Linked DNA regions of Mus musculus: all the other regions are linked to region 1. Evidence: chromatin loops called from intact Hi-C (ENCODE). Cell type or tissue: left cerebral cortex. All regions are shown on one strand. Region 1 overlaps Cdh4 (cadherin 4). Region 2 has its middle 170 kb from the start of Gm35948. Region 3 overlaps Cdh26 (cadherin-like 26). Region 4 overlaps Cdh4 (cadherin 4).

Region 1 (8,000 bases):
GGGGGGTCTTGTTCACAGGAAAATGCCAGCATGGATATGAAGGCCAGAATCTTCCCTTTCCTGGTGGAAAATGGTTGGTGAGAAGTGAAGTCAGGAGGATCAGGAGTTTGAGGCCACCCTCAGCAGGACAAATTTGAGGCCAGCCTGAGTTAGGAAAGACACTGTGGAGATTGTCTCTAAAGGGTTTGGTCCTTGGCCATAGGTAGCTGGCAGACATTCATGTTCCTGGACCAGGGGATATGCAGGCAGCAGTCACCTACCTTCACCACGGTGACCATGCCCTCATTGGTCACGGGGTCTGTGCGGACACTGAAGTGCCCAGAGGGGTCCCCACTTATGATTCGGTAGACGGCGTTCCAGTTGGGTGAGTGGGGCTGGTCTCGGTCCATCACCGTGAGGTTGGCTACTACTGTCTCTATACGGTTCTCAGGAACCTCTCCTGCAAACTGCGGAGTGTAAGAAAGAGTATTAGGACCTCATATGGAGCCTGGGAGCCAGACTCTGTGCCAACACTAGCAAGCATCAGGGTCTCTGCTCGAGATGGACGCCCTAGGTGGATGGGGACAACCGCTGTTCACCGTGGAGACAGCTGGGGGATAGTCTTGGGTTCTCAAGCATCTGATCCCATCTGCACACATCTATGCAGGACAATCTCATCCGTGCAGCAAGCTCTTGTCCTACCCTCACACTTTTCTCATGTGCACGGAGGATCAATGGCAAGTAGCTAGGAGGGATATGTGATGGAGAGTGGGAGGAACAGGAGTCTAGGGGTAGCAGCTACAAGAGGCTTCTGAGAGAAGTGTGCCCTGGCTCCTTCCACCATCTAGTTACTGCCCCAGGTGGCTTGGGGTCAGCCACTGTGGCCAATGACCATGCAAAGAGGTGTTAACCTCTCTGATGTTAAGGCACAGTGAAGTTGCTGTGTGCACCCACAAAGGCCACATGGGCTCACTTGGAGTGGGGGAGGGGGTGTCTGCCTTAGGAATCCAAGTGCCCCCTGCCAACTGTGGTCCGTTACTGGGGTTGGCTTCTAGGTTCTGTGCTTAGGTGCTCTGATCTTACCTGCTCTGCTGTCCTGAAATTCACCTTAGAGCAAGATAAATAATTGTCATGTCAATTCAGGATCAGATGAGAACCCATTGTGTGTATCCTAAAAGATATCCCCATGGTGCCCCCAGTGCTGTTCTGGAACATTCCTGCAAAGCAGAGCCTTCCTTTGATTTTTGAGCCATGTTTGGCCTAGCTACTTTGGAGCTAAGAGGCCTGAGGCTGCAGAAGGTCCCCCCCCGCCCCCAGGAAGCACTAGGAGGGAAGTAAGTGGGGCACAGCTGGTTTCCAGAGAATGCTAGGAGATGAAACCCTACTTTCAAGCCTTCCGCCATTTAACACAGAGGGGCATAGGGCAGTTGCAGAAAGAACAGCAGACCTGAGTGGTGACCACATACGTCCAGTGTCTGGCTTCCTTACTGGGCTCCTGGGTTCCTCTGTGTGGCTGGGTGAGGCTATCATTGCTGGTGACCTCCATAGTGAGAATCTCTTCTCCTGACACCGACATTCCATGTCAGCAATAGGGTTGCCATAGTGTCTGAGGGCCTGCACCCCATGATATGGGGAGCTAGCTGTCTTTGGAGGGAGATCACAGATGCTTGCAGACAGAACCATGTCACCCAAATTTATGTGTTGAGGCTCTTAGCCCAACCCAGCATCTCAGCTGTAACCTTGTCTCAAGAGGTGTCAGCATGATGCTGGGGTTTGTCCAAACCCAGCCTATGTGGCATCCTTGTGCATATTCCCCAGTGGCACACACATTGAGGGTGTATTAGTTATTTTCCCTACTGCTATGGCTAAATCCCTAACAAAAGCATCATAAGGAAGGAAGAGTTATTTTGGATCCCAGTTTGAAGGTTCAGGCCATCGTGGCCAGTAAGTCATGGAGGCTGCTGGTCCCCCTGCATCCGCAGTCAGGAAGCAGAGGGTAAGATGGCTGCCAGTGCAGCTTGCTGTCTCCAGCCCAGCATCGATGATGCGGCCCACATTCAAGGTGGCTTTTTTCTCAGTCAGACTCCACTGGGAACTCCCTTATAAATACACCCAGATCTCTAAATCCAGGACTTTCCATGTCCTAGGAGAGGTGTTCTCTTATAGACCAGATTTCCAGCGTCTGTTTAGTCTGAGAGGTTTTTCTGGATCTTTAGGAATGTTCAGACCCCCTCACATGCTTTCCAAAAGCTGGCTTCTCTAGCCATGACAGTGAAACAAATTCTGCCGGGCTCTGTTCAGAAATCAGAAGCCTAGGTTCTAGATTCTGAATTGGCTTGGAGGCTGGTTCCTTCCACCACTGATACACTGTTTCATTATTGTAACATCTTTGTTACAAATATGTGTAGCAATAGTTACAGATGTAAGTATTGATATATCTGTGAGTCTTAGGCTGTCAAGTTGCAGACATCTAGGTGGGCATGCAGGCCTCGCAGGCTCCATGAGGTAAGAACACATGGGAACTGGCATTATGGTGGGCTCTGAGATGCTCCCTGGTTAGTGGGTAGCCAGGATGACACAGGGTACCCTGGTTTGCTTCCTTCTTCCAACCCAGTGCCTTCACCTTCATACTCTGCTTGGCCAGGTGGGGGCCCAGGGACCCAAAAGAGAGTAAAGTACTTCTTTGGACACAGACCTTGAAGTCTTGGTTCCAGGCTGAGGGGTGACTTGCTGCTGTGGGTCCTTGGTACCCTTTTCCTGTAAGCTACCTGCATCTCTGCCTTCTTACCAGGTCTTCTGCTGGGTGGGGCCTGGGTCTGGTTCACTGTATTCTGGCCTGTCTGTGGGGTCCTTCAGAGGCACTGGAGGCCTCCATTGTCTGAGGGTGGACCCTGAGGGAGGGTTGAGGAAGTGGAGGTGATGCTGGGTGGTCAGGGATGCAAGCTCTGGGCTTAATCCTGTGCCCACCACCTCAGAGCATGAAGAACTAGCCCCCAATTAGTGACTTATGGCTGTGTGCCTGAGTGTAATTAAGGTTACAGAGTCTATTCCAATTTTAAGATGCTAAATTTTAAGTCCTAGGAACTTGTGCTGGATCAAAATCTCTCTCTCCTCCTGGGTTTCCACACTTAGTTGAAAAGCTGAGAATTCAGGGCTTTTAGAGGTTGGCCATGGTACTTGCTGCTAGGATGAGTGGCTGGTAGGTGCCACAGTGCCTCATCTGGCTAGACTCATAGAAGGTTAGCCCAGTTCTAACCCCACAGTTGAGTAGCCTTCTCAGGCAGGTAGGTCACTCCAGAGGACAGCATATGCTATACTCTTGGTTATTGGGATAGATGTTTCTAGAAGAACCTCAAAATCTCGGAGGTAACAGGTACAGATCCTTGGTTCTAAAGTTCGGTGGACTTTTGCCTCCGGGGAAATAATTTCCACCCTGGTGAGTGAGCCATCTGCCTGTGATTGCTACCTGTGGTTTGGATAAGAGTTTTCCAAAGTCCCAGGTATTGAGGACCTGGTCTTTGGCCTGTGCAGTATTAGGGGCGTAGTAGAATCTAGGGTAGGTATGGGTTAGTGGGAGGGAGTCAGGTCAGTGGGTAGGTTGTGCCCCTGAGAGGGCTGTGGAGACCCTGACCCCTTCCGGTGACTAAGTGAGCAGTTTCTTCTTCATACTCCCCACCATGCTTTGCAGCCTGAACACACACAGGTTCACCGTGACCATGGATGGGACCCTCTGAAAACATGAGCCAAAACGGGGGTTTCCTCCTTGTGTACCAATGACATCATTGTCATAGCCACAGAGAACCAATACCATGTGTGTGCACAGCCTGCTCAAGTGCTCTTCAGTTACTGTTCTGCTATGTGCTGTCCCTTGTCCAGCTTGGAGGTGACCTATGGGAACACCATGACCTAACCCTATTTCAATCACTTAACTGGGTGTCACTCACTCCTACGAGGGGACAGATCATCTTGTATAGACAAATATCAAACGTCACTATAGTCTTATTGCATAGGCTGGGCCTGAATGACTCTGCCCTTTTTTCCCAGTGGAGGGACAGTGTGGAAAGCTTTGATGACAGCTCTCACCTCTTACTGCTAAAGGTCTGGGCTAGAATTGCCTGGTGTCTGCAGGTTAAGCCTGTGCTTATTGTTCAGGTGTAAGCTTCTTAGAACCAGCTATGCCCCCATCTTGGCATCGATCACACACAAATGTAAAATACGGACAAGCTTTCTGGGCTCACAGCGGTCTGGACATCAGCCAAGGCCACACAGCAAGAAGGGATCAAGAATAGCTGAGGGTGGCTATGTATGGGCGGGGCAAGGCTTAGAGGAAGAGCACACACAATTGCTGGGTCTCAGGGCTCCTCTGTGCTCATCGGAATCTGTGCATTGGGTAGGTTGGAGGCTCCCAGGACACACATGGTCTGAAGTTGTTTTCCACCCCAGTGGGTCCTGCATTGCTCTGGTGGGGAAGTGCTGGTGGTAGGGTGGCCCTGGGTGAGTTATGGGCTCTGGCCTCTAGGGGGCACTGCAGCTGCACAAGAGCAAGAAGAAAATAACTTTTAATTAACACTTGGGAATAGGATTCGGAGCTGGCAAATCCCTGCATCTCTTTAGCTTTGCCTGATTGTTCTTGATTAAGCTTCACAAAAATAGCCCGTGTGTGTTGTGTGGCCAACCTGCCTGCACACTCCCACTGTGAAGAAAAGACGGTGTCCCTGTCTGCCGCTAATCTGGATGGTACCCTGGCAAGTATGAAGTCTGTAGAGCTTGTATCAGACGGGAGGTGTGCGCTTGATGTGGAAAAGTGTTCTATACTCAAAGGACTTCAGACTGCTACCTGCTCGTCCCTCCCTGCCCTCCACATCCCAGGGAACCAGGGGTTTCTACCTTCCTTCATGGGTTGCATGGAGGCAGGACCAACTCCTGGAATGAGCTTTGTGCCATTAGACTCCACATTTAAGTTCCAGTGTGACCTGCCAGCTGCCTGTTCCCAGCAACCTGTGCTGGCTGGCTCATAGCGATTTCTTCTGTGCCCCAGCTGAGAGGCCGCTGTTCACTCCAGAGCTTCCTTCCTCTCATGCGCCTCTCAGATGGCATGGGACCTGCCTGGGCATTTGCGGTGTGGCTCATGCATATGAGGGAAGATGGAGTTCAGTTAGGTTGTATGTGGTGGTTCAGGACGGACAGAGCTCAGATCCATGGGCAAAATCAGTCTATCCTGAGTGTGAAGGAAACTCCCCTGGGGCTACCGTGGAGGGTGCTCCGTGGCAGGCTCTGTGGCAGGCGCTCTCCCACTGTACTCATCCTCAGGCAGTACTGTTGGGCTTGGGCAGTAGCCTAGCAGGTGCAGCAGCCTCTCACCTTGGAGTCAGAGCTACCAGTTTGGGTCCTGCTAAATTCGACCTCAGACAGTTTCACAGATAGTCGGCCCATTTGACACAAGAGTAGGGATTCTTGGCTCTCTGTCTATCTCTGAGCCAAGGGTATCTGCAGGTCTCCTGCCCTTTCTGAACATAGCAGCCCTTCTTAGAGCTCGTTGGAATGAGAAAGTTGACATGGCTGGAGCTTGTGGTAGGACTGCAAGGCAGGCTGGGTCCTTAAACATCACACACCGGCCTATGAGGCTCCTTCCTGTACCATCTGTCTGTGATGAACACCCTCTCCGGAGGCGTTCTCCTCAAAACCGTTCAGGTCGCTGAGGTGTGCTATCTCCTCTGTTGGGAAGGAGCCCAAAGCTGCACTCTTTTGGCTTCCCTGTGGCCTGGTTCTCATGGTGACTACACCGTCCAAAGGCCTGAGGGTAGGATCAGGGGTCCTGAAATTGGGAGAGTTGTGTGGTTTCTGTACCCCGATATCTGTACTCCAGCAGTCTGGCATAGGCAGAAGGGTATATTCCTGGGAGCACACGTAGCCCTAACTTAGCAGATGCCTGGCTCAAGAGTGCTGTCCTGATTGTTTTTATTTTATTTATTAATTATTATTATTATTATTGTTATTGTTGTTATTATTTGTTGATTTAACACAAACTAGAGTTATTTAAGAAGAACCTTAGTGGAGAAAATGTTTACATCATGTTACCCGTAGGCAAGTCGGTGAGACCATTTTCTTGATTAATGGCTGATGTGGGTGGGCCCAGTCCACTTTGGGCGGTGCCATCCCTTGGGCTACCATTGTTCCTGAGCGCTATGAGAAAGCAAACTGAGCAAACCATGAGGGGCAAGCCAGTAAGCAGTGTTCCTCCATGGCTCCTGACTGGGGCTCCATGCTTCAGTTCCTGCCTTGAGTTTATGCCCTTTATGACGGAATGTGGTCAGAACGTGTCCTGGTGTTTTATCACAGCAATAGAAGTCTAGTTAAGACAAGTGGGTTTGTGTCTGAGTGTGGTGCTGAATCAACTCCTGACAAGGCTACCCTGCATGAGTTTCCTGAACTCCTGCGTTAGCTGTGGCAAGGCATGGTCTAGACTGGGGTGGCCCCTGTGTGGGCCTGGCACTAACCTGACAGCTGAGAGTTCCTGCACTGTCACAGAAGGTGGTTGCCACGCTGAGCACTGCTCAGCAAGCCCTCTAGAGGCCTGTCCATCTAGGCCCAGGGCAGAGGATGTCTGTGGCAGGGCTGTCACTTGCAGGTCAGGGTCAGTGACTGCTTCCCTAGAGTCTGAACAGACCGAACCCAGAGAGAGACCCTCCAGCTTTCTCAGGGTCTCCCTGGCTGGAGCATCAGTGCCTCTCCAGGCTGAGTAGCCTGGCCAAATCTTCTACCCCTCTTTTTCTGCACCTGTTGCTTGTGGAAAGGGACAGGACTCACTCCAGTCTTCAGGGGGCCCGAGCCACCTTGGTTGTCAGTCATCTTCTATTTGGCCACTAGATGGCGCTGTGGTCTAGGAGAACAGGATGAGAACAGGCTCTTGAGCAGGGCTTCAGCCTTCTAGACACTTTCTCTCCCCTCTTCTCCTCTCCACGTGGCATCCATTTTCAGGGTTCAGTCCCAGCTGCTCCCTGTGGGCTGTGTGCCCAGAGTCCCATGTCCTGACCCCAGAACAGAAGCTCATAGGGTAGACTGATTGGGACCTGATGGGAGAGTGTCTACCTATGTGTTTGGCAAAGTCCTTGTTACTATTATGGACACATGCCCCTTTTCACTTCACCGCTGGGAGTGACCTCCTGACCTTTCCCTCGGTACACCCTGGCCTGTAGTCTGCCATCTCTTCAGGGATGGGCTGGACTGTGTTCACAGAACTGTTCAAATCCATGGACTTGGGAGTCCTGGAGGCAGAGATGGCTGAGACCAGGGCCCCACAGAATGTTGGGAGGCACAGAAGTGATTATCATGTCTGATGTGCACCAAGAACGCCTAAGGGTCTCACAGGTAGGGACCCTCCCTGCAGCGTGGCTGTCCCATGGGGTCCAGGAGAAATGACAGTCATGTGATTGATAGTTTTGTCTCTAGAGTTCCCTCCCAGGGTAGGGTGGGAGGGTCTGTTCCTCTGGCCCATGACTGGAGGCCCACAGTGGTCTTCCTATACCATAGTTGTGTGAATACCTGTGTGTTCAGCAAGAACTCTTGACCTCTTGTCCAGTGTTGTAGCCAGTCTTGACCAGTTTCCCTGCCTGCTGATGCGAACCACAAGGGGCTAGCCCCTCTCCACTGAGGACCAAGGTAGAAAGGGACCCTTGCTTCAAGGGCACATATGCCCATAGCCAAGGCCCAGCTGGGCATCTCCCAGTCAGGTACCCACTGCACAGTCATACACGCCTCTTCAAATGATATGGTAGCCTGATTGGTCAGCTCCTCCAGACTTAACAAAGGCCCCAGCAATGTATCAGCCATCACTTAATCTTGGGGCACACCACACCCCTAATTTCCTAGGGCTTTCTCCACAGGTGTGTCTGGGCCCTTCCTTCCCACTAGAAGTAGCCGGCATGGTGTCCCTCTCCTTATGAGGCACCTGTGCTTCGACAGTCATTACCCACAATCCATTCAGCTCTTCTCCCCACTGAGAGAGAAGGAAGTGCCTGTGA
Region 2 (8,000 bases), 670 kb after region 1:
ACATGTGTCTGTGTGTATGCATGTGTGCCTACGTGGATGTGTGTGTGTGTGTGTGTGTGTTTGCTTGGGTGTGTGGAATGAGTACAGGTGCCTCCAGAGGTCAGAGACATCAGATCTCCCTGGAGCTATAGTTAGCTCCATTAGCTACCTGCCTGACCTCTTCTACAAGAGCGGTGTGTTAACTGCAGAGTCATCTCTCCAGCCATCTACAGAACTTAAGAGCCACGTACAGCCCCGTGCAGGTGTGAGCTAGTGATCCACACCTAGAATCCCAACGTCTGAACAGTGGAGGCAGGAGGATCACAAGTTGGGGCTAGTCTGACCCGGAGAGTGAGCTTGAAGCAATAGCCTTTCTCACCAACACAAAACAAATGGACAAAAAAGAACTGTCAGACCATTCGCCTGCTCTTAGATCACTTTGCTTTGGGTTGTGACCACTTCTCACGTTCCCTAAACACCTCCTGCTTAGCTTCCTTTATTGAACAGGAAATCTATCCCAGCATTGATCAGATTGCTCCAGAAACACAGCTGCCTTCCCATTGATGTAGAAACTAAATCTATCTGCTAAGACTAAATCCATGGTCTGCCCAACGACCAAGTCCCCTGGGTTCTCCCTGGAGTGGGATGGTGTGTGCTGAGTCCACAGCAGGGTTTGTCGCTCTCAGAGCTATCACATGGCATGTTTCTCCAGCCTCAACATTGAGAATTTTAGGACAATGGGGCCTTGAAGTAGAATGTGGAACCTTGTTTTAAGCATCACAGGAGAATGCTTGAAGTCTGTCTGGTCCAACAGGTTATGCTGTCTGTCCGTATGTGCCACCCTGAAGTGACTGTGACATTTCCCTTCCACCTTGTTTTCTCCTAGATGTGAATGACTCTTTGCCTCTGTACAGACATCCTGCACCATTCTGATGTTTCTGGGGAAGCTGCACGCAGTGGGATCTGAGGGGTTACAGGAGAGGGACCTGACAGATGGAGTCGGGGATGCTGGCTTGCAAGGACAAGCCAGGGGTTATAAAAATGATCTGCATTCCAGAAATCCAAAAGCTGGGGCCCATAGGAGGCACATTGAGAGTCAGAAGCATAGAGCCCAGTTGCTGAGAAACATCCCATGCTTCTAAAACCTCCCTTCTCTGGTAAGACTTGACATCCACATGTCAGAGAGACAGAACATTGGTCAACCAGTCAAGTGTGAGGTCCAGCCCTGCTCAGTGTGGTGGCTTAATCTTGGTGTCAACTTGCTTGTATGTAGAGTTAACTAAGAGATGTATTTCTGGGTTTTCAGTGAGGGTCTTTCCAGGAGGGTCACCTGGATGAGGAAGACTATCTCTCAGAGTGGGTAGTACCTCCTGGCAGTGGCCCACATATAAAGAATTCCAGGAAATCGTTTCCCTGCTTCACATCTCGCTGGTGAATGCATCTACCACATTGCTGCTGCCATCCTTTGCTAATGTTAGAACCAGGCATCTTCAGCCTTCTAATGTGGACTGGAGACCGGAGGCTCCTGGGACTCCCCCAGGTCGTCAGCACTGGTTTGTCACGGGCTGTGCAGCTACCGGCTTCTCAGTGTCTCCATTGTGCAGACAGCCATTGTTAGACTATCCAGCCCATTCCCTGGAGGCCAGAAGCTCCAACAAGCCCTTTTAATATATGTGCATCCTATCATTTCTATCTCTCTGGAGAACTCTGACTAACACTGAGACATGGGTCTGAGGGACTCTGCAGCTTGGTCCCGTTTGTTTACTGAGATCAACTTTGAGAGTCTGTGCTTCCCCGCTTGGGCACCATGTCTCCCTGCTTCACATGATCATCTGTCGAAAACATTTTCTTCGTAATCTCTTACACCCAGGACCAGCCACAGCACAGTCCTTAGGCCACAGGGACGCAGCCTCTTCTTATAAGTAAATAGAATTTGACTGGGACATGGGAATGTCTGTGTCTGCCCTGACAGAGATGAACAGCCATGATAGAAACATCTGGTATCTAACTCTGAGATGTGTATTGTCTCTGACTGACTTCTACAGCACAGAGCCACATCCTAATGACAGGTGCCATCTACCCTCAGTGTCCCCCAATGCTTAGGGACAGTGACTAGAGGACAAGTCTGTAGGACTGTCGAGAGCTGGGTGGAATCTCTCTCCATCTCATCCCCCAGATGCCTGCCCACCTTGGGTCATGCCAGCCCTGTCTACCTTGTGATTTCTCCAGTTACAAGCATGAACTTGGTGGAGGCAAGGGTGAAAGGCCTATGGCGGGTCACCTGTGGCTCAGCAGGGCTCCGGAGGAATCAGGGAACTGCTGGGAACCCACGCACCTCTGTGGTGCAGCCTCTTTGGCTCCAGAGTCCCTTTTTTTTTTTTTTTTTTTTTTTTGGCATCTCTGGTAAGCTTTCTAGTTGTATGAAACTCTCAGTATTTGATTGGCTCTGCCTGTCCCAGTGAACAGGTGCTTCATGGAGTCAGGGCAATTGCGACCTTAACGATTTGTACAGATGAGCCACTTGAAGCTGGAGGGAGGTACAGTCCTGAAGCTGAAGGCAGCAGTTTAGCTGCCAGCCCGCTCCTCCTCCTTCTCATCCTAGCAAGCGCAACCCTACAGCCTCTGTCTGTAAGAAACAAAGCTTAGCTGGGGTGGGGTCGGAGTTTGGAAGTAGCATGTCCAGCATTGTTTGCATTCATCCTGGCTCGCTCTTTTGCTGAATTCGCTGAAGGAAGAGAAACTCACCCCACGGAGGGAGATATTGAGCTTCCAAACCCCAGCAGTGCCTCAGCCCTGAACTAAAGGCCCAAGTACATTTACGCTCCAAGGAGTCAGGCCAGTGAATCAGAGACTAGTGTAATCAGCTCAGAGGAACAAGCTCCTGGCCTCCAAAGTGTCACAGTGTGGGCTGGGTGCAGCCAGAGCTGCATTCGCTGGAGGCTCTCGGGCGTTCTTAGGATTAGACGGGTTTGAGAGAGCACTGAATTGTTCACACATGAATGTTGATTCTGGCTGACATGGAAGTCTTCCCTGCCTGTACTGGGTGCTGGGTGGGGAAGGCTTGGGAGGAAGAGTGGGCTATGAGGAGAGTCTGTTCCTCATTCACTCTGTGCCTGGAATCCACTCCGCCATGTATGCACTGGCAGCTACACTCAATGGCAATGCCAGCATCTGCTCAGCACACACATGGCTGTCTGTTTTTATGGTAATGTCTGCCTGTTTCCTGACTCATATCCTCCCCGTGTCCTCTCCTATCCGATCTGTATTTCTCATCCTTATCATCTTCTTCCTGTCCCTTTCCCTCCCTCCTCTCCTCTTCCCTTATCTGTATCTGGCCCTATCCTGTCCTATCCTGTCCTCTCCTATCTGTCATACCCATCTCATCTCTGTGGCTTGCACAGATCTGTATCTCTAGTACACCACGGGACTACCAGCTTCACCATAGTTACGCCGTTTTTATTTGTCACCCTTGTCTATACCTGTGTAATTATAACCAAGCACCTAGCACCAAGTACTGGGGCCCCCATTTTCCAGAAGGACACAGCTCCTGACTTTGTGGAATTTACAAACCACCTGGAAGTCAGAAGCGGAACTTGTCGTCATCGTAGACAGCCACCCAGCCAGGTTACCTCCACAGTGAGCAGTATGTGAGGCACCCATGCTTGCGTGTGGTGGAATATCACGAAACAGTTCCCAGTAAGAGGGGGAAGTTGCAGACTGACTTAGGGCAGAGCTTAGGAGTAGTTTTGAGTCCCTCGGACTGGGAATGGGGTTGAGTCTTTGTAGGGTCTTAAATCTTCTGTACTGGACTACAAGGGGAGAATCTCGCTCTGTATGAAGAATAGAGGGGCAGTGTGGAGAGTGCCCCCTGCCTTCATAGCCAAACACCGCAAACTCATATCCAAAGACACCCCAAATCCTCAAACTTGTAGAGCCATCCTAGGTCTTGGTCCTTCCTGGCTTGGGTCTTTGTGAGTCTAAAGCTAAGCCCCATCATCTCCTCACAGCCCACTTTTTAGAACACGGAGACCTTTGCAAGGGATCCTGGGAAAGGTGACTTCTGTTAGAGGAAGGCAATTCTCTTCTGTTGAAGTTGATGCAAAGTGAAAAAAGACCCCCCCCCCCATGTCTGTCTCCTGGAGTTTCTGGAAGAAGCCAGGCTCCACACCAGGCTCAATTATGAAAATTTCCTCATGAACATTTCCAGCCTGCAATGCCTATTTAATCTGAGGACTGTGTATAATCTGTAAATTGGATGAAGAGAAGCCATTGGGCTCTCAAGCACAGGATCTAGAGTACCTGGTGCTGCTCTCTGTTAGAATGCTCACACGTCACACCCAAAAATGTTGGGAGAGAAATGCGTGCAGGGGAGACTGAGAGGGTTACCCTGAGCCGGAGCAGTGTGCTTTTCTTTCCTCCAGGCCCCTCCCACTCCTGTTATAAGCTTCTTGTCTCATTCCTCTTTCTTGGGGCTCCCATTCTTTACTTGGCACGGAGATATTTGACGAATTCTTTTTACAATGGCGTTAAATGCAAAATTGGGCTAGAAGCACTGCAAGGTTTCCTAGTCTTAGACTACCTTTTACAAACATGACTTTTGCACTGAGACCAAGCAGTGACTGAAGGTTCTGAAGTTAGGGTTGAAAGTCCTAGAGTGTCAAGAGGACCCAACCCACTGCCCCACTTGCTTCCAGGAGGCCAGTTAACAAAAATTTACACCAAGCAGTGTGTCTGTTTCCCTTCCTCAGGCTGAACAACTGGTGTGGGAAGAGGTAAGGCCTCAGAGGAACAGATCATAACCTCTATAGTCACCTCCCAGGCCCAGAGAACTGCCTCCTGCTGGCCAGGATAGGGAACCAACGGCAGAGGGGACTCCCCGAATCTCCAGGGAAGCTGTTGTATTAGGAGGCAAGTGGGTCTTAAACAACAGGTTCTGAGACAATAAAATGCAGGCAGGTAGCCTGGAGTGTGTGTGTGTGTGTGTGTGTGTTGGAGATGACCTAGAAATAGCAGACAGGGGGGAGATGGAAAAGAAGAGGCTGGCCACTGGTGTGAGTGAGTGAGAACAGGACATTGTGTGGCCAGTGTCCACCCTGGGGAATACTGGTGCTGGAGAACACTCTGTGTCACTATAAGGTGAGGCACTTGAGACATTTGTCCATCAATAGCTGACCAGCAGTGGCTGGGGACTGCCTGATAGTTCTGCTTTGGAGTGTTCAGGGATGAGGTCTATGGAGGACAGAGTAGAGGCCCACAGCTCCATGACCTGTCTCCTTATCTAGCTGTATCCTCTTAGGATAGGATGCATCCAAGACAACGCAATGTGGTGTCTGGTCATACCTCACAGTCCCCCATTACCATTTGAAGGGTGCATCACCTCAGACCTCTGGTCATCCCATTCTTTCTTGGTGTCCCATGTTGTTTTCAAGGTTCATGTTGTCTTTTAAATGTTATATGCTCACGCTGGGATTAAAACTGCATATTCCAGCTCTGGATTCCTCTCCCAGGAATGTTAGCTAACAGTCCAGTCTCCTAATGCTGTGTGTCTTTTTAGCAGCATGTAGTCCCCAGATAGCGAGCCTTTGCTTAGAAAATCCATAGCTCTGAGCACAACCTCCCTGGTGACAAGAACCTGCACTTCACACTGGGAACAAGCATGTACCCTGCTCCTTTTGAGAGAAGAGTAGCTGGGCCATGGACGTGTGATGTGTCCAGCTTTTTGTGGGAAGCAGCATTCCTGGAGGGACATGGAAGCGTGTGGGCTTCAGTCAGACTGGCTGTGGCATAAAGCCCAAGAGTTCCTCCTAGAAAACCATGAATAAGTGCTACGAACCTAGACTTCTACATGATTCTGCTTGGACTCAGCCAAAGCCATGAGAGGGAAGGGATTGGAGGAGAGAAGGGAAGGGAGGAAGAAGAGAAAGAAAGAAAAGGAAGGGCAGGAGGCCATGACCTCGAGTTGGGCTTTGCTCACTGGAAGGCTATAAGCCTCAGCCCAGAAGTAGTTGTCTGTCTTTGACCTCCTTATAGCCCTCATTACGGCCCTGCTCTTAAGGAGCGGGTCCAGGACAAGCCCGACAGAAGCAACAAGAGATGTAAGGACGGTGGAGAGAAGAGAGAGGAGCCGCAGAGTGGATGGAGCAGCCCAATTGTCCCCGTGGCCTCAAACAGTTGGAAGTGATGGGTCCAAGGAACCCCTACGGCTTCTTGGATAATTATCCAAATTTGGATTGCTTTGCTGAAGGCATTTCTTCCAGGAAGCTTGGCAGGGGGTGCAAGTGCAAGAGACATTTCCATCATGCAGAGACGATCAATTGTCGGGTTTTCATCAGCTCTGTGACAGGGAGTTTAGCCCACAGCCCCCCTGCCCCCTGTTCCATTTGTGTCCAACAGTGTCTAGAAGCATTGTGTTCCTGTTCTCGTTACTGTGTGACCCCTGGGATGCATTGTGCTCTGCCATATTTAACTTGGCTCAGTCCCCTAAGTAGGACACAGAAAGGAAAGGGACATCAGTGGCGGACTAGGGACATGCCTGGTGGGCTGAGTGGAACCCAGGTTCTTGTCACATGACCTTTCTGGCCATTCCTGAGGGCCGTGATAGTCAAAATAGCTGAGCTGTACACAAACAGCCTGGAGACCACAAACTACCATGCAAGTTGGAGATGGGATGGCAGCCTTATTTCATAGATCTGCCCCAAATCATAGATCTACTAATATTGGAAATGGGTCTAGAACTCTTGACCCTGATATCTGGATTCAGGGGAAGTGATGAAGCTTGAGGATGGGCAGGAGACAGAGCTACTATTGAGTGACAACTAAGTTGGAGCTGGTTCAGACCAGTTCAGAGAAGCTCCAGACTGCAGCAGATTGCAACACTGGCCTGTCTTTGGGGCCTTTATTTTGTAACTGCTTGCAATCACATGAGCGATTTCATGTGAGGCCGGTGTCTGATTGTCTGCTCTGCAATGGGTGTGTGTGGTGTATGTATGTGTGATATGTGTGTAGTATGCATGTGTGATGTGTGTGTGATATGCGTGTATGCACAGGAGGCCACCCAAAGCGAAGGTCTTGGATGAGTTCGGTGGAGGCAGCGGTGCTCCTGGGTGGGAGTTAGTGCTCTGACCGCTGAAGAAAAGCTCATTCTTTCTTCCCCAGGCCCTTCTCGCCTTAGCCCAGTCTATCCACTCTCTTTACCTCTTTTACTGCTAGTGAGCTTGCAGGGGTCTGACTGGGCTCCTCCGTGGTCCCAGGTCAGCCACATCCTTGGCTTAGAATTCCAATCTTTGTTGTTTTACTGCCAAGGTAGCACTGTAGCACTTGAGACCATTATCCCCTCTGGACATTGCTGTGGTGAGTCTGTCTCCCTTATGTACCTGAGACACTCCACTTGGATCAATAATGCTACTCTGGCTGCCTCCTCTGTCTCTCTGGTACCATTTCCCCATGCTGTCTCCTTCTGTTTCTGTTGACTGGAGTTTGGTCTGAGTGAACACTGAGGCAAACTCCCTTCACCGACCATACTTCAGAAGGACTCACCAAGATCTATTTCTCCAGTATGAACATCATGTCCCAGAGGGCAGAGCTGATGATGCCAGCACCTAGCACATGCCCTGGAGAGAGTAAGCGCTCGGAAAGTGCTATCTGTGATGGTTCCCACCCCATCCACCATAGGAGGAGTGGTGTGGAGGGAAAGAAATTGAGGTCTTCACTCGCTCTTGAGACGCAGAGAAGATGCAACTCTCAAGGGCCATGAGACATCGGAGCACAAGGAGACTGATAGTGAGCATGGCTGCTTCTGAGAGAGACAGAAAGGAAGTGATCATGTAGCCATCTTCTACCTCTCTGAGTTGACTCAACAAAAACATCTGATGATTGTCTTACCTGTTTTCCGTAAGAAACAGAACAGAGTGGGTCACACTCTTCTGATCCGAAGCCCCAACAGCCCCTCAGGAGCTGCCTGACAAAGCCCTGGGCTCCCTGTCATTTCCAAACATGTGACAACCGGAACTGGCTGCAACACC
Region 3 (8,000 bases), 1.4 Mb after region 1:
AGAGCATGCATGTTATTTTTGTTTTTGTTTTTTTGTTTGTTTGTTTTCACTCAGAGCTATCATCAGAGCCTGGGCATTGAAAGTGTCTGTCCTCTTAACAGCTGCTATCATTCCTAAGGGTGAAGCACAGGCTGCTGACAAATTTCACAAGGTTAGTGAGATGGCTTTAGGACTTTGCACAAAATAGCCTTAAAGGCTATTATTTACCGGGTATGACTGTGTGCCCTACAGCAATAAGCAAATAGTCTCATGAAGAGAAAATCAGTACCTTCATTAGTCTCTCAGTCCTTCTGAAATCATTGACAAGAAAATCTCCACTTGGTGCCTTCAGACTTTTAATGTTAATATCTAATAGTTTCCCTTTTAACTAACATATATATATACACACAGAATTAAGTCTCTGAATTGAAGCACTCTATACAGGAAGGAAACTCATTAAACTCAGGAAATAACCAACTCACAAGTCTTAGGAAATCATTGAAATTTACAGGACACACTTTAGAGAGATAAGCATCACCTGTCAATTAAAAATGCTTATGGCCCATGAACTGAGGCAGGAAATAGTGTGTGAGACATCCAGCAGGGATAGAGAAAATTCTGGGAAATAGAGACATGAGAGAATTGCTCTGGAATGGTGAAGAGACAGACATAAACCAGCTATAAAGCTGAACTCAGGTTACAATAAAGAGGAAATTTCACCACGAACTCTGAGGACACAGATGTATGAAACTGAGGAGAGGTAACTAGCCTCGCGGTAGACATATAATAGAATAAATGGGCTATATAAGTTATGAACTAGTTAGGGAACAAGCCCAAACTTAAGGCCTAGGCATTTATTCATAATTAGTCTCAGAGTCTTTATTTCTGGAAATTACGTGGTTGAAAGGAAAAACTTGATTTTACAATACACAAGGCCCCCTCCCTGATCTCAAGGTTATATAAGTAGTAAGAAGAGCTAAACACACACACACACACACACACACACACACACACACACACACACGCACTAATCCAGTCCTATAACAAACAAACCAGCCAGAACCATCTTAATAAAAACAGTTCTAGATACCCAGAAGCCAGCCTTAACGAGATCAGTCCTGTGGGTGTTCCTTCACAGAAGGAAGTTAGGAGTCTTCAGATCCTCACCCGAGATTCCAGACCCTCTTTCCCGTTCCCCTAACATATAACCCTGTCCTAGATGAACACAGTCTTTGGGGGCAGCTATAGTATTTAGAGCAGTCGTTCTCAACCTGTGGGTTGCAACCACTTTGGCAAACCTCTAACTCCAAAAATATTTACATTATGATTAATAGCAGTAGCAAAATTATAGTTATGAAGTAACAACAAAGATAATTTTATGGGTCTGGGTCAATATAACATGAAGAAATGTATTAAAGGGTCACAGCATTAGGAAGCTGTGACCCTTTAATACATTAGAACCACTGATTTAGAGAGTAGAAGCTTAACTGTGACTCCGTCCGTGCTGCTACGGAGAGGTCGCTATCCATGCTGGGGTAGGAAGACTTCTCAGTGACAAAGCCATTTGTGGATAATCTACATCCCCGACAATAAATAAGGGGACTGATTGACAAGCCAGACTTGAATAGGAATGTATCTTCGCCCAATCGCCAATGCCCTTAGACATTTGCCACATCTCCCCAAGAGAAGTTAATGGAAATGGAACTCAGTCAGTCTTGGATTTATACTGTGGCCTCAGATATTTGCCAGGCAAGGGAATCTGTATAGAATGTAACCTAACGATTTGTTTCTCATTAAGTCCATTACACAACAACCGTCTACCTATGTGTCATGATGGATTTCGCCCACGTTAACTTTTGTCCTATTCATCTGTACCTGCAATAACATTAGGCTTTTGGAATGACTTACTTCTGAAGTGAATGGAAAGAAATAAAAACCTCAGCGTTCTCAGGCAGCATGAGAGGGAGGGTCACGTTCACAGTGGTGGGTATCACACTGCCCACCCTGAAACCTACAGGGCTCAGAACCAGGGCATTTCAATGCAATAAACAAGGATGTGTTGTCCAATCCTGCAGGCTTGCACGGTTGGCTGCTTTCTGATTTTCCCGGGTTACTCTAGTTAGAAATAAAGGTATCCCTGGGGCTCACTATCAGCAGTTGGGGCGGGGGGGCGTGTTGAAGACCAGTTCTGACTACAATTCTACGCTCTACAAAACAACCATAAACAAGGCACTGAAGAACCCAGACCCACTGCCTATGGGCAAAGAGCAGACTCTGGCCTCTTTCATTAGAGCTGACTCCCAAATCCACCTGGGTGATTAAGACAACCATCAACTTCCTCTTGGAAGCTGTTAGTGACTCTGGCCTTAAAGCAAAAATGACACTAATTAATTAGCGTTGTTAATTAATGCCCTTATCAGTATCCTATAGCAACTGCAAGTAGTAGCACAAATGCCCAAAAAACACCTCTGCGTTTAGATTTCTATTTTATGGTTCCAAGGATGGAGCCCGGAAGCTCCTCCTGGGTGTTAGGTAAGCACTCTCCTGCTGAGCCATGTCCCAACCCCTGTGTTTAGTATCAAAAGCTATGATGTCTTGTTATCTGCATCTCAATTTATGACCACCTTGTCCCTAGCCACAAGGAAATGAGCCAAAAGGCTCTTGTGTATCACTGACAATGCAGGGGATACATGGATGGAGACAGAGCTAACCTCATCTACCCAGAGTCAGCCCAAAGGTAGACATGCTTGCACACGAGCTAACACCAAATGTCAGCTGATAATGGGGGCTTAACTGGGATTCTCTTCTGTCTCTGCTTCTATTCCTTTATTTACAGTAATTGGTAAAATAATAGAACTTGGCATTTCACTGAGAATCCCTATTGTGTGATTTATACTCCAACAGCCTTGCCCCCTCTCAAAAAAAAATCCATATACAGGACTGTGGAAACACAAAGACAGGTACTGCAATGGAGTCCAAAACTAACAGTAAGCCAGAGTGTGAGTATTTAAGAGGAAAAGATAGAGGCAGAGAAAGTGTGCTCATTGGGAACATATGATAAAGCAAATGGGGCAAAAAATTAACAATTGGTTAATTTTCATAAAGGGTATTTTGATGGGCCAGTGAGATGACTCAAAGTATAAAGGAGCTTGCAGCACAGGCCATGGTGTCCATCACAGCAACACAAACCTTCACACACATGCACACAAACACATACATGTACACGTACATGTGCACACACATACAGTCACAAAACTCACAAGATGAATCAAGGCCTGAGGGTGAGGAACCAGGACACGCACAAAGGGTCAGAGCAGGGGACACATCTGTGGAGCTGATGTCCCACAGGGAACAGCAGTCATGTAGCTTTAGCAAGCTGTCACTCATGCTTGGGGTGGGGCTTACTGGTAATACAGTTGCTCAGGAATCACCCATGTTCCCGTGGGTAATCCCTCACCCACGTCATTCCTGAAAGGACTCCAGCAAGCTCATGGGTTCACTGAGCTGGCCTCGGTGGGATTCTTTCTTTCTATGTTGCTGCCTCTTTATCTAAGGTGAAAGCATCTCTGTGGGTATCCTGGGAGTTACAGCATCAATGGAAGCTCATTCAAGTAGATTCAGATTCCGTATCATCGATAATGGTTGGGACACTGACACTATAGTGTTTGGGTATAGTCTCAAAAGAGGAAACCCAGAATTCCCTATTCAAAGTATTCAGATCTTTCTAAGTGCAAACACGTGGGAAGCCAGACTCTCTGCACATCCTTCAACTGAACAGCCTCCACAACTGATTAAACAGAAATGCAGAGAGGAGAGCCCAGCTGTCTCCCACTAAGCCAGACACTCTGACGACTCGACAAAGCACCGAACGGCGCTGCTCCTCTCATTACACAGAATCTGAAAAGTACGGTCATTTTGAGTAAATCTGTCATTCCTATTTGTATGTGAAGGGATTATTGTTCTCTTTAGTGAATTAAACATGGTTAAGATTTGCCCACTTTCATTTCTAACATGTTATCAGTAAACATAACTCATACAGTCAGAGTCCGTAGGATATGAACTGAAATCATGAGTGTCAAAGCCAGGGGTCCCATCTTCCACCAGGTCATCATCAAGTGTTGCCCACCGAGCAGCACATGCAGATCTTTTGTTTGTTTGTTTGGTTTGGTTTTTGGTTTTTTGAGTTAGGGTTTCTCTGTGTAGTCCTGGCTGGCCTGCTAATCAGATCCATCTGCCTCTGCCTCCCGAGTGCTGGGGCTAAAGGTGTGAACCATCACTGTCTGTCTGGGATCTAGCTTAACTCAGGATCACATGGTAACACAGTGGGCTTTGAGGTTTGAGGAAATGAAGACACACTCTACACGTGCCCAGGCTCAGCCACCCTCACAGTGGTGGACATTATTATTGGGTTGTTTTGTTTCTGTCAAAACAAACAATGACATTTGTTGCCTGCAGCAGACTGTATTTCTATTTCTAACTATTTGCCTAAAGGGAAATAGTTGTTTGTGTGCATGCATATATGTGTTCATGTGTGTGTGTGTGCATGTATGTGTTCATGTGTGTGTGCATGTATGTGTTCATATGTGTGTGTGTGTGTGTGTGTGTGTGTATGCATGTATGTGTTCATGAATATGTATATGCAGCCGTGGGATCCTCCTGTGTCTTCTTCCCCAGCCCTGGGAGGACAGGTGTGCTCTAGGTGGAACTCAAGTCTTCATGTATGACCAGAAGTTGTCCTCCCAAAAGGACACCATTCACAGCAACTTCAGCGGCAACTGCAAGATGCCTCTGGCCCCAAAGAAAGAAGTTTCAAAGTCTCTGAATTCCCAACCCTTAAATAAGTATATTTAGACATTGAGTTTATTGATTAATATTGGGAGATTTAAATATAGGGCCTTGGGGCTGTAGAGATGGCTCAGCAATTATGAGCACTGGGTACTCTTCCAGAGGACCTGGTTTCAATTCTCAGCAGCCACATGCTGGCTCACAATCATCTATAACTCCAGTTTCCAGGGCATCCAACACCTTCTACTGACCTCCATCAGCACAAGCACAGGTGGAACACAGGCATCTAGGCAAACACCCATACACATAATTATGAAAATAATTCTTTAAAAAAAATAAAAATAAAGAAGAAATTGCAATTCTTGAAAATGAATGCAGAGATTGATTTTGTCTCTGTCCCAGACTTTAGGGCATCGGTGAGGACTGAGAGAAGTAGTCTGTGTGGCGAAGTCTGTCTGTCTCTCTCAAGTCCCTCAGTCTGAGATGGAGCCTCATAAGTGACTGCCTCAAACTCCACCTCTGTAGATTCATTCTGTCCTAACAGCATAAATGTGCCCCGTCAACAGGCAGGAAAAGCCAATTGCATCCTCAAAGAGCATTAAGGCAGGAAGGCTTACACTTGCCAGAGAGGTACCTGAAGCCCACACTGCAGATCCTGTCTGCTCTTTCTTCTCTTTGTGCAGTCTCAGAATGGCTCATCTGCATGATGCAGAAGGACTCCAAATTGTTCCCGCTGCCAAAATGACTCTGTAAGAGTGCTTATTACACCTCCATCCTGGACAATTGAGGCAGTTCCTCCCAAAAGGACACTATTCACAGCAATTTGCATAATGCTCTCTGTAGTGCTGCTAGGACTGTCCCCAGGCTGGCTTCCCCAGTTGCAGCCCACCTCAGGCTGTTTTGTGGAGTGTCAGGCAGGCAAACTCTTTCCCCTCCACCCTGCAAGCCCTTCACAGGTGAGAATGGACATGGGCCAGAACACTGGTACCACTCAAGCTTACCTAATGGGGAACATGATACCTTTTGAGGGAAAAAAAAAATCTCCCAAAATAAATTGAGAGAGAGAGAGAGAGAGAGAGAATTAAGACCCTAAATAGAAATGTTCTTTCTGAAAATGTTCTCTCTCTCTCTCTCTCTCTCTCTCTCTCTCTCTCTCTCTCTCTCTCACATATCTCATGTAACCTAAGCTGGCTCAGTCTTGCTACATAGCCAATGATGGCCTCAAACTTCTAATCCTCCTAGCTTCCCTACACAATGTTAGGCATCAACTATGGCAACCGTCACACCCAGTTTATACGACACTAGGGATTGAATTCTTAGCCTTGTGTGTGCCAGGTAAGTACTCTACCAACTAAGTTACAGCCCCAACCAGAATATTTAAAATTTTAATGTACACTTCCCATTCAAGGAGGACTGGGGTCCTAGAAATGAGCATTTTAAATTCCCACAAGAGAGACATTTCTGCACATCTTCCTTGGCCTTCTACCTGTACCTAGCTTCTGGGCTCAAAGCAAGCAGTGCGAGGGCACACCCTGGGGATGGAGTATTCAGGCCTGCACTTCACAGTGAGACAGCCTCTGGCCATGCAGATCTCACTGAATACTTGGAAGATAATCATGCAGGAATGGAATTGGATCTTAAATTAGACTTGAGTGAAGTTTAAATTGCCACGCATAGCTACTGATGGCTGTCTTCTCTGCACAGAGAAGACAAAACTGAGGATCCCTGACACATAGCGGTGTGTCAGGCCTGAGTTCCAACCCTCTCTCTCCCTTTCTTCAATAGCTGCATGATGGCAGGCAAGTGGTTTAACCTCCCTGAGTCTGAATCTTATCTGTGTGGTGGTGTGTAATTGCACACAACTGCACATATGGAATCCTCACCGGATCACAGTGGTTTTGATGTATAGTATGCGAAGCACTTAAGACCATTTAAGAAAGCTGGAATGAGGGGGAGCCTGCAGGTGTCACAGCAGGCAGGGAAATGAACTGCGAAGAGTTAACTCAGTTCAGACTGACTTCATCAACCTGGATCAAACTTTGGGGAGATGCCAGCTGACTTATTGCCAATATATTTAAATACGACATAATTTGTGGGAAAGGTTTCCTTGTGTAATACAATCCCCAGTGCCCAAGGAAACATACCTACATCAAAGCTCAACTCAGGGTAGATGTCATTTCTTCCAAAATGATGGATTCTGGAGGTGTGATAACTGTACCAGCTTAAGGGTCTAGGGAAGAATCTAGGGTAGTCTCAGTCATACAGATAGTGTAGAGGCCATTTTGGGCTGTTAGCCACATCTGGTCCTGGTTGTGGGAGCTTAGGGGAGCCCCTGGCTGTACAGATAATGTAAGGGTTATTTGGTCTATTAGTGATCTCAGGTCCTGGTTATGAGAGCATGATGTGGCCTGGCCCAACAGATAACGCAGGTCACCATGCTGTTAGTCACTCCAGTTCCCAGCTTTCTGGACAGAAGAACAGGTTTTACGTCTTTCCCATTGAAAAGACAAACTTAAGTATTTAAGATTATTGTTTTCCCTGGAGATCTGTGGGCACAAGGCCCTTCCTGCTCTGGACACTAAGGAAAAAAAGGATATTGGAAGTTTTCACCATAAGGAAATGCTAACAGGTTGACGTGCTGGAAGTCTGTCCTGATTTGTTCACTGTGCAATGCACACAGCCATAGAATCATTACATGGTACCAATAAGCACGACTTTATGTTTTTAACCTTTCAGCTCTTTACTATTTAATTTCTTAAAATGCTTAAGAGGCCAGTGAGATGATTCAGCAGGCAAAAGTGCAAAGTCTGATGACCTGCACTTATCACTAGGACCCATGTGGTAGACTGGGAGAACCTGTTCCTGAAAGCTGTCCTCTTAAAGGACCACTGGGGATGGTAGGGATCATCCAGACACCCAGACACATGGCAGGCAGACAGACAGACAGACAGACTTCTTCAAACTGGAAGGGCCAAGTATTGGCCTTTTCCTATGAACGTCTCCAGGCATTTATTTCCTTTTGTATCACACAGTCAACTTGGATTCAACTTAACCAAAATTGACCCTTTTAGCTCATTTTCCCATAAAGCATGGCTTCTTCAGGACCCCCTACGTGAACAAAACACAGCACCTGTTCACTCTCCACACCTCCCCCTTGCTCTGTTCCACTTTTATTCCCAGGCATCTCTGGGGCCTTCCAACCCTCTGTGACACCTCTAGGACTGATAGCCCCCACA
Region 4 (8,000 bases), 300 kb after region 1:
TCTCCTTTGTTTCCTGGTCTGCAATGGGAAGCCAGTTGTTTGTACATAATCCCACAAGAGCACTGCTCTGCTCATTGATAAAAATGCGGGTAACTCCAGGGAAGATGCTACCTGCCTGCATCCAGCCCTGACCAGGCCACCAGCAGGGGCACTAACACAGTAGGGATAAGCACAATTCAAGCTCCCACTGTGCACAAGACTCTGGGCTGGCCCAGGGGCCAGCATTCAGTCAGCTGCATATGGCCCACTCTTTTCAGTTCCTGCTGATGTAACCAGAGGGGTGTATGCAGAAATGCTATTCAAACAGTGACCCTCTTCTGAAACTGGTTACGGAACACACCAGAGAGAACTTAGGAGTCTGAGCGGAAACTCAGAGGAGTGGGTCACAGTCTGTGGACTCCTTAAGAGTAGAGCTAATTATTCACACTGCAGGAAATCACTGGTATGGATGGATACATTGAGGAAAACAAAATTATTTGGTGATATGTCACTCCTGTAGGTTTAACTGGAAAGGCTAGAAATGGTGTCCAGCAAGATATTAACAGCTGTGATTTCATGCTGTACCCTAGCCATTACCAACACCTGCCCCCCACCCCCCCAACACATGCTGCTATTCAAGTGGTTTTTAGAAAGCAAGCAAAGTTGTTCAAGTTCTTTCTCTATGGGAGTGTTCAAAATCACCCTGTAACAGGGAGCCCCTGGGGCATGAGACCACACCGGTGCTACATTGCCTTCTATAAGATGCCAGGCTTGGGGCCAGGAATAGACAACCCGTATTGGCAGAGGGACTCTGGGAGCAGAGATCTGTCCTTGGTGTAGAGACCAGAGTCTTGTCCAGACCCAAGAGAATGGGAAGGTTGAGGAATATGCAAATGAATGGCTTTAATTTCCCCTGCCCTTGGCTCCAGGGCAGCTGGCCCTGCCATCCTTACTGACCTTTGTTCCAAAGTCCCCTGCTCTCGGTGGAGATGATTGTGTGAGCCTCCAAGGACTGCCCTGGCTTGGGTTAAAATCACAGAGCTGGCTGGCACTGGAGCCCTCAACACAGAGAAGATGAAACGTGGGTGTCCTTTGGCACGGTCTGACATGTGGGCAGCAGGTGCCACCCAATTCTCCACTGCCTCCCGGGAGGTGGTGGAGAAAAAAAACAAAAAACAAAAGCAGAAACCAGAAGGTAATGAGAATCCCAGTTTTGTAAACTTGTAGAAAATAACATTGTGTATTCAGGACCTCAAAGCCCCATATTGTGACCGACGTATAATCAAGTCGCTGCAGCTGTTGGGCTAATGGAAATGTAAATATTACAGGGCTTTTTAAATTTTTGTTTTATTATTTTGTGTTGTTATTATTTTTATTGCCATTTCTCCATCACTAGGCTTGATGATTGGTCTGGGGTGGGGGGAGAAAGAAAGAATAAGCATTTTTTTTTCAGAGATCAGAAAGAGCTGCTGGTGCACGGGAGCCTGCTTGTATATTCATTAGGCAGAACAGCACATCCACACAAGGAAAAGTTCATCAGAACAAGGTTTAACGCAATTATGGTTTCCGAGGCTGGGTCTATTTAAGTCATTTCCTGCCAGCAGAACAGTGATAATGTGGTCCGTGAAATTCCTCTCGCGCCTATCGCGGAGCAGAGACGCCCGCATCCGAGTCGCCTTTGTCCTTTCTGAGATAGCCATTATCTTCTCCGAGAACACAATATGTGTTTATTTTACAAACCCCAACACAAATGGAAATAAAAAGCGCATTACAGAGATTGGGGAGCCTGCAAGGTGATGTGTGATTAACTGTGTTCCGCGGGGTGGGAGCAGCAGCCAGACGGCCCACTCTCCTGGATTGCTTTCTCTTTTCTCTTCTTAAATGTTCCCATAATACCTTTGCGATTGGGATGAACACGGGTTTAATAGAAATGTCTCACAAGAGAAAGCTTCCCAGCCATCAGAAGGCCAACCTTTCTCCCAGTGCTGTGCTTTCTGGGCAAGCTGGGAAGGTTCAGCCTTCTCTCTGGGAAGCTGTCTAAAGCTGCAGGGCTGGGGTGACTCTAAAGACCCCTTAGTATATCCCACAAATGCATCCTGCGCGGAAACCATTCTTGAAGGCACCTGTGAAGGGCAGCTGGAAGGAAGAGTGAGAGAAAAGCCCTGGGGTCTGAGAGAGGAAGCTCAGTTGGTGAGGTGTCAAGAGTGCAGGGAGGAGGAGGAGGAGGAGGAGGAGGAGGAGCAGGAGGAGGAGGGAGAGGGGTAAGGGGAGGGGAAGGTAGTCTGAAGTAGAAGGATGGGAGACAAGGCGTGCACTAGAGTGGATTGGAGAGGAAAGGAGGGGGCCTTGTAAGGAAAAGTCTAGAAGAAGATAGGCAAGTCCAGAAAGCACGGATCCAGAATTCCAGCAGAGTCTGAAAGATAACCTGCCACAGACGACGCCAAAAGAAAATGGAACACCAGGAGAATTCTCAGTCAGGGCAGTAGACAGAAAGGTTGGCATCAAACACAGATAAAGAATTCGTACAAAGGAAGTAGCAAAGATGGGAACTGCAAGAGGGCCCACAGAAGGATGGAAGACAAAACAAAAGAAAGCCCACCACCACCAAAACAAAAAACAAAAAGCAAAACCAAAGACCAAGGAGATAATTAACTCCCAGGAAAAAAACAAACTACCAAAAAGTACGCTGCAATGAAAGTTTTGCTTCAATATGCATAACACAACACTTTAATGAGTGTCCCTAACAAATTGGCCCAAAGCAATATATTTACTAAAGGCTATGAATGAATGCACACATGCAAACATGTGTGTGCACATGTGTGTGTGTGTGTGTATGTGAAGATACCATTCTGGATTAAGGTGACACAGGCTTGCTATTCACACGAGCTTGTGAGTAGCTTATAGCTTTAAATATAGCTTAAATATAAGCTTTAAATATAGCTTTTTAGCTGTGAACACAGTATAGCTACTCACACCAAACTGCGATACACCCCCATGCTTCAGCCCTGTGCATCAGGTGAGACAGATGAAAAGCACACGGAAAATGTGCATTTCAGAGTGCTTTGCAAGATTTAACACCGAAAGCCTGCTGCTTTTGAGCAGGAGGAGGACGCAGTGAGCATCCGTTCCATGGGCCATGTGTGGTGCCAGGAACATCTGCTGATGTGCAACAGCCTGAGACCACAGGCAGAATAAAAAATATTTGTTTTGAAATGCAACTCTCGATTTGTCTGAAAATTGCTCTTATTTCACTCATGAACATGATCAAAGCGTGAGGGCTCTCTTTCTGGAAAAGCAATAGTGTTGCTTTTTTTTTTTTTTTGTGGGTAAGACTATTAATCAAATCTTTATTCACGTAATATTAAATCTTGTACTCCTGCTTATTTTCAAGTCTATAATTAAAAACAAGGTAAATTTATGGAAATATGTTGTGCACAGGCAGGCAGGTGGCCACTTGGCTTAATAAACGCATTTTTAAATCAGGGTCTCTGCCTAATGGAGTCTGGCGGGTACTCAGCTCCCTTGTTAACAGTTAGATGACAGTTAGGTGGCTCCAGGAGAGGCTCGGTGACAGTGTTCCAAAGCAGAGCACAGTCATCCTTCTGGACGTGTACAGCCATGCAGCCCTCCATGCTGAAAAGGAAAGAGCTGGGAAATTGTTTTGTCTATGAAAATAACTCCCCTAGTTAAAATGTCTACACTGTAACTGCATCTAAGGGTGAAGGAACATGGACTGCATCACTTCCCCTAAAACGTCATGGACCAACATCTCCTCTCCTTAGCTCTCCTTCTTAAAAGATGCTCATCATCTCCACCCTGTGCAAATGGCCCACACAACCCCAGGGCAGTCACTTCCATGGCTGCTACACTGGGGAGAACTGTGGGATGCTCACCGGTGCCCCATGCTCAAGGACTGGGGTTCCGAAGGAGGAAAAAGTGAAGCATTTGACCATAGAGATAGAGCCCACAGTCAACCAGGGAGCAGAGCCCGGAACCCCCCCCCCACCCCCCCCCACCCCCGTCAGAGCACGAGGTAGAAAGGGCGCTCAGGTCAAATGTTCTCCATGACTGGGAGATGGGGTGTGGCCCTCTTGCAGGAAATAGCATTTGTTCTTGCAAGGCTCCCACCTCTGGTGCTTTGTTCTGTTCCTTTAAAAAAAAAATTGAGAACACAGCTAAATACAACTGGGTGTGTCCAGAAGGTGCTGAGAAAGGCTGACTCTGCAGGCAGCAGGGTGGGCACTGAAGGGGTCTTCACCTCTTTGGGTCTCTTAGCAGCTAGACCAGTAGCACTTGCTTCCTGCAACCAGCACTTCCTCACAGTTAGGACCTTTGCACAGGATGGCACAGTCAGCACTTTGAAGAGAGGTGGCCCAAGGGTCACCAACTCTGCACTTTGCCACGCCAATTGGACTTCTCTCCATGAACCACAAGCTCTAATGTCACTCCCTGTATGGGCTGGGTGGGATTGTGGTCTGTATGTCTAAAGGGCAGCCAGGTGAAGTTTCCCCAGCTCTCAACAGCCTTCAATGCCTATTTATTCTCTCACTGGTTCCCTGGATCCGTTGATTCTGGAGATTTTGGCAGTACTAGGTATGTTCCTGATTTGCCAGGGAAAGCCAAAGTGAGACTGCAGGTCTCCCATGAGCACAAGAGGAAGGGAAGAGAGAGGGAAAAGAGGAAAAGGAAGAGGGACAATTTTTCCAGGGCAAAAGGGGAAGAAAGATGCTTCCTTGACACATGTGTAGGTAGGTGCACATACAGATTACACAGGAGCACAGAGAGACACATGGGACACACATAAAGGCACAGGAACAGAGGTACATATACATACACACATGTAGAAATACATGCGGGTATACACTCAGGAACACACATAGAAACATACAAACACATACACATATAGTTGTAGAGATACACACAGATTGCACATTTGCACAAAAAGAAACATGGGGCATGCATAGGTATGTAGAGACAGAGATATTCACAGATATATATACAGAGGCAGGCACACAGAAGCATATGTGTATATGTATGCAAAGATATACACATTTATAACACACATATACACAGAAACACATATAGATGTATATACATATACACACACACATGAAGATAGAGATACATGCAGGCATACACACAGAAACAAGCATGCATATAAAGACACATAGGAACACATATACAGACATAAATATAAGTGCAAACATACGCACAGGCAAATATATATACAAACATATATACATATATGTATAAACACACATGCATGTAACTAACATAGACATAACAGAAACACATATGCAGCTATGGAGTTGTACAGAGACACGGAAACACAGGCACACATTCATCAGTGCACAGAGGCACACACACAGAGCCAGGGGACACCCAATCCACGGGTCAAGCACATATTTTGATTCCTGCAAGGCGTAGCTCCAGAGCTGTGCGTGTTCATAACTTAGCCAGACGCCTCCTCTGAGTCTCAGCTTTCCTCATGAAAGTAACATCAGATACCAGAGAGAGGGGCTGTGGTGCTCGACTCCAGGTACCTCAATGTGACAGCTGTGTGATCCAGGAAGAAAGGTAGGCTAAGACAAAAGGAGTAATTAGAGTGAGCTACCAGAACCAGCCCCGGATTTAAATGTTTAAATGTTTTAATTTAAAAGAACAATGGCTCCTGGAAGCGTTCGCAGCCGGGCTGACAACCTGCCATTTATTAATCAGTGTTAAGTAACCGCGGCTCAGGTTTGACACCAAACAGAGGATGATGTGTGATGATCCCTAAAATAGCAGCCACGTCTCAGAACTGATTTCCAAATGATCCTGCATAACAAGGCAGGCTCCGGAATATTTACTGCGCCAATTAGCGAGCATTAGGTGCCCCGTGGCAAGGGTGCAGGGGCTTTTTGGGGAAGGCATAGCACTCTTCACACTGGGGATATGGGGCTCTCAAGCACATGGTACATGAAAAATCAGTCAACAGGCAGAAAACACATTTGAAGCTGAGTTCTCTACAGGTTCCAGGAGACACGTGGCCATGTCTGGAGACAAACACTCCTTGGGGTGAAGGATGCAGAGGCGGGAGGAACCCAGGGATGTGAACACACAGGACAGTGTGGACACATCCCACCACAGAGAACCATCTTGCCCTTGGTGTCAAGGGTGCTTAGCTTAAGGAAACTGCAGTAGAAAGATTTGTGGTCAGACTAGAGAAAGGCCTTCCCAAAAGAAAGGCATGTATTTTCATTTGCATAAAAGTCTTTGTTCTTTTATCTCAGGATCTGGGGCAGAACATCCTCTGCCCAACACTTGCTTCTGACGGGAAGCCACCAAGCCATGCACTCAGATGAAAACTGCCTCCTGTGTGACACTGCATTCAAGTGCAATTTAACATACCACCCCAGAGTGAAGGCTCTGGCCCCGGGAGCTTAGCACTTAGCAACACCACCTCCATCTCCCCTGGGACTCCTGCAGGCACTGCATTCAGCTCTCTCTTGTCCCAGTGTATTTTGAGACAGGATCTTGCTCTGTAGCCCAGGCTGACCTGGAACTTACTGTTGGGCCAAGGTTGGCTCAAATTCATGGTAATTCTCCTGCCTCAGCCTTCTGAGTTGGGATTATAGGTGTAAGCCATCATTCTTGACTTATTGGAATCTCAAAATCGTACACATAGGTATGTATGTGCTGATGCATATGTGTTCCTGAATGTTTGCACATGTGGGTGCATGCATGTGGAGGCCAGAGGATGACATCAGTTGTCTTCCTCCATCGTTCCCCGCTTTATTTCTTGGGTCAGGGTCATTCACGGAAGCTAGTGATCACTGATTGGCAAGGCTGGTTGACCAGTTAGCCCCAGAGGTCTGCTTGTCTCAGCTCTACTTGTGCTTCTCCCTGGGTCCTGGGAATCTGAACTCACATGTTCATATCTATGGAATCATCTTCTCAGCCCTTAGATCTCACTTTGTAAACCCTAAACATTTTTATAACGGGAAGATTAGCATCGAGAATATGAGGCCTTACATCACCATGGCAAGGGCGAGGAGTAAGTTTCTCTTAGTGACAAGCTCTAGGGGGCTCGTGTAGAGATGCATTTATGTTGGGGAGGAATGGAGCCCCCTCAGCAGCATCATGGGGTTCTGAACCTGTGCACACATAGTCTTCACACTAACAGGGGCAGGCCCTACTCCCAGAGTTGGGGTTTATGAGACATGCACTGACTCCCCTTAAATACGTCTTGAGTAAATCCTCCTTTAATGCTCAATTTAGCAAGGACGGGTACAATCCATCATGCTAAACAGAGACACTGGAGACGGCAGTGACTGCTCCAGGAGTGTGTGCTGGACCAGCGCTGGGGTGCCCGGCCTCCAAGTGTGGGTCAGCTTCAAGCTCAGTGTCTTTCTGAGGCACATCCTTAGCCACCAGGGTGCGGTCTGAACCTGTGTGAGAGCTTCTTCTTCGCCTCTGTTTCTCTCAGACCATATTCCCCCAGCAAGTAGGCAAGGAAGTCTGCCCAGGGAGTGGCACAGCAGTCGTACACACTGCCTACTCTGCTCTGGATGAAAATGCCTTAGACTGGACCATTTCTAAACCAAAATGCTGTTTCTGTGGTGCAGGCCTGTAACCTCAGCTACTTGAGAGGCCGAGGCAGGAAGAGGGCAAGTTCAAGGCCAGCCTGGTCAACTTCAGTGAGACCTTGTCTCAAAAAATTAAAAGTAAAATTGGGAAAGGTAAAATGGCTCCATCGTTCAGAGCACTTGCTGCTTTTGTAGAGGACCTGGGGTCAGTGCCCAGCACCCTCCTGATGGCTCACAACTGGCCATAACTCCAGTTTCAGGGGATCATGCCCTCTTCTCTGACCTCTGCACACATATGATGCACATACATGCATGCTTCAAAAACACTCATACACGTAAAGTAAACCAACACCACCAACAAAAACCAGTAAGGAGAATGTTTGAGGCCCTGGGCTCATTACCTAGCAATGCAGGAAGAGAAGAGAAGAGGAGAGGAGAGGAGAGGAGAGGAGA

What was found. Peaks named below come from ENCODE experiments on the same cell type or tissue, not always from the same donor. Only the 100,000 strongest peaks of a DNase experiment are listed, where the experiment ranks them.
Region 2: a loop joins it to region 1, with 2.7 times the contacts of the local background. A loop is called at or near these places in 6 of 42 quality-filtered maps.
Region 3: a loop joins it to region 1, with 2.8 times the contacts of the local background. A loop is called at or near these places in 5 of 42 quality-filtered maps.
Region 4: a loop joins it to region 1, with 2.5 times the contacts of the local background. A loop is called at or near these places in 10 of 42 quality-filtered maps.

What each region holds. Positions count from the first base shown.
Region 1 is chr2:179,874,256-179,882,255 of GRCm38, reverse strand. Cdh4 (cadherin 4) reads right to left here. Exons shown (of 16, transcript NM_009867.3): 9 at 261-446. Among named protein-coding and RNA genes, the nearest start is that of Gm36066, 75 kb to the right of the region's middle. In left cerebral cortex, CTCF peaks have their summits at 4,490 (motif pointing right) and 6,831 (motif pointing right); DNase peaks (open chromatin) are centred at 4,502 and 6,859.
Region 2 is chr2:179,205,698-179,213,697 of GRCm38, reverse strand. No RefSeq gene overlaps it. Among named protein-coding and RNA genes, the nearest start is that of Gm35948, 170 kb to the right of the region's middle. In left cerebral cortex, no CTCF peak of the experiment used is centred here; a DNase peak (open chromatin) is centred at 3,142.
Region 3 is chr2:178,433,295-178,441,294 of GRCm38, reverse strand. The region is part of intron 1 of Cdh26 (cadherin-like 26); the gene reads right to left. Among named protein-coding and RNA genes, the nearest start is that of Cdh26, 6.8 kb to the right of the region's middle. In left cerebral cortex, no CTCF peak of the experiment used is centred here; a DNase peak (open chromatin) is centred at 3,771.
Region 4 is chr2:179,576,775-179,584,774 of GRCm38, reverse strand. The region is part of intron 2 of Cdh4 (cadherin 4); the gene reads right to left. Among named protein-coding and RNA genes, the nearest start is that of Gm52541, 59 kb to the right of the region's middle. In left cerebral cortex, no CTCF peak of the experiment used is centred here; DNase peaks (open chromatin) are centred at 1,044 and 3,020.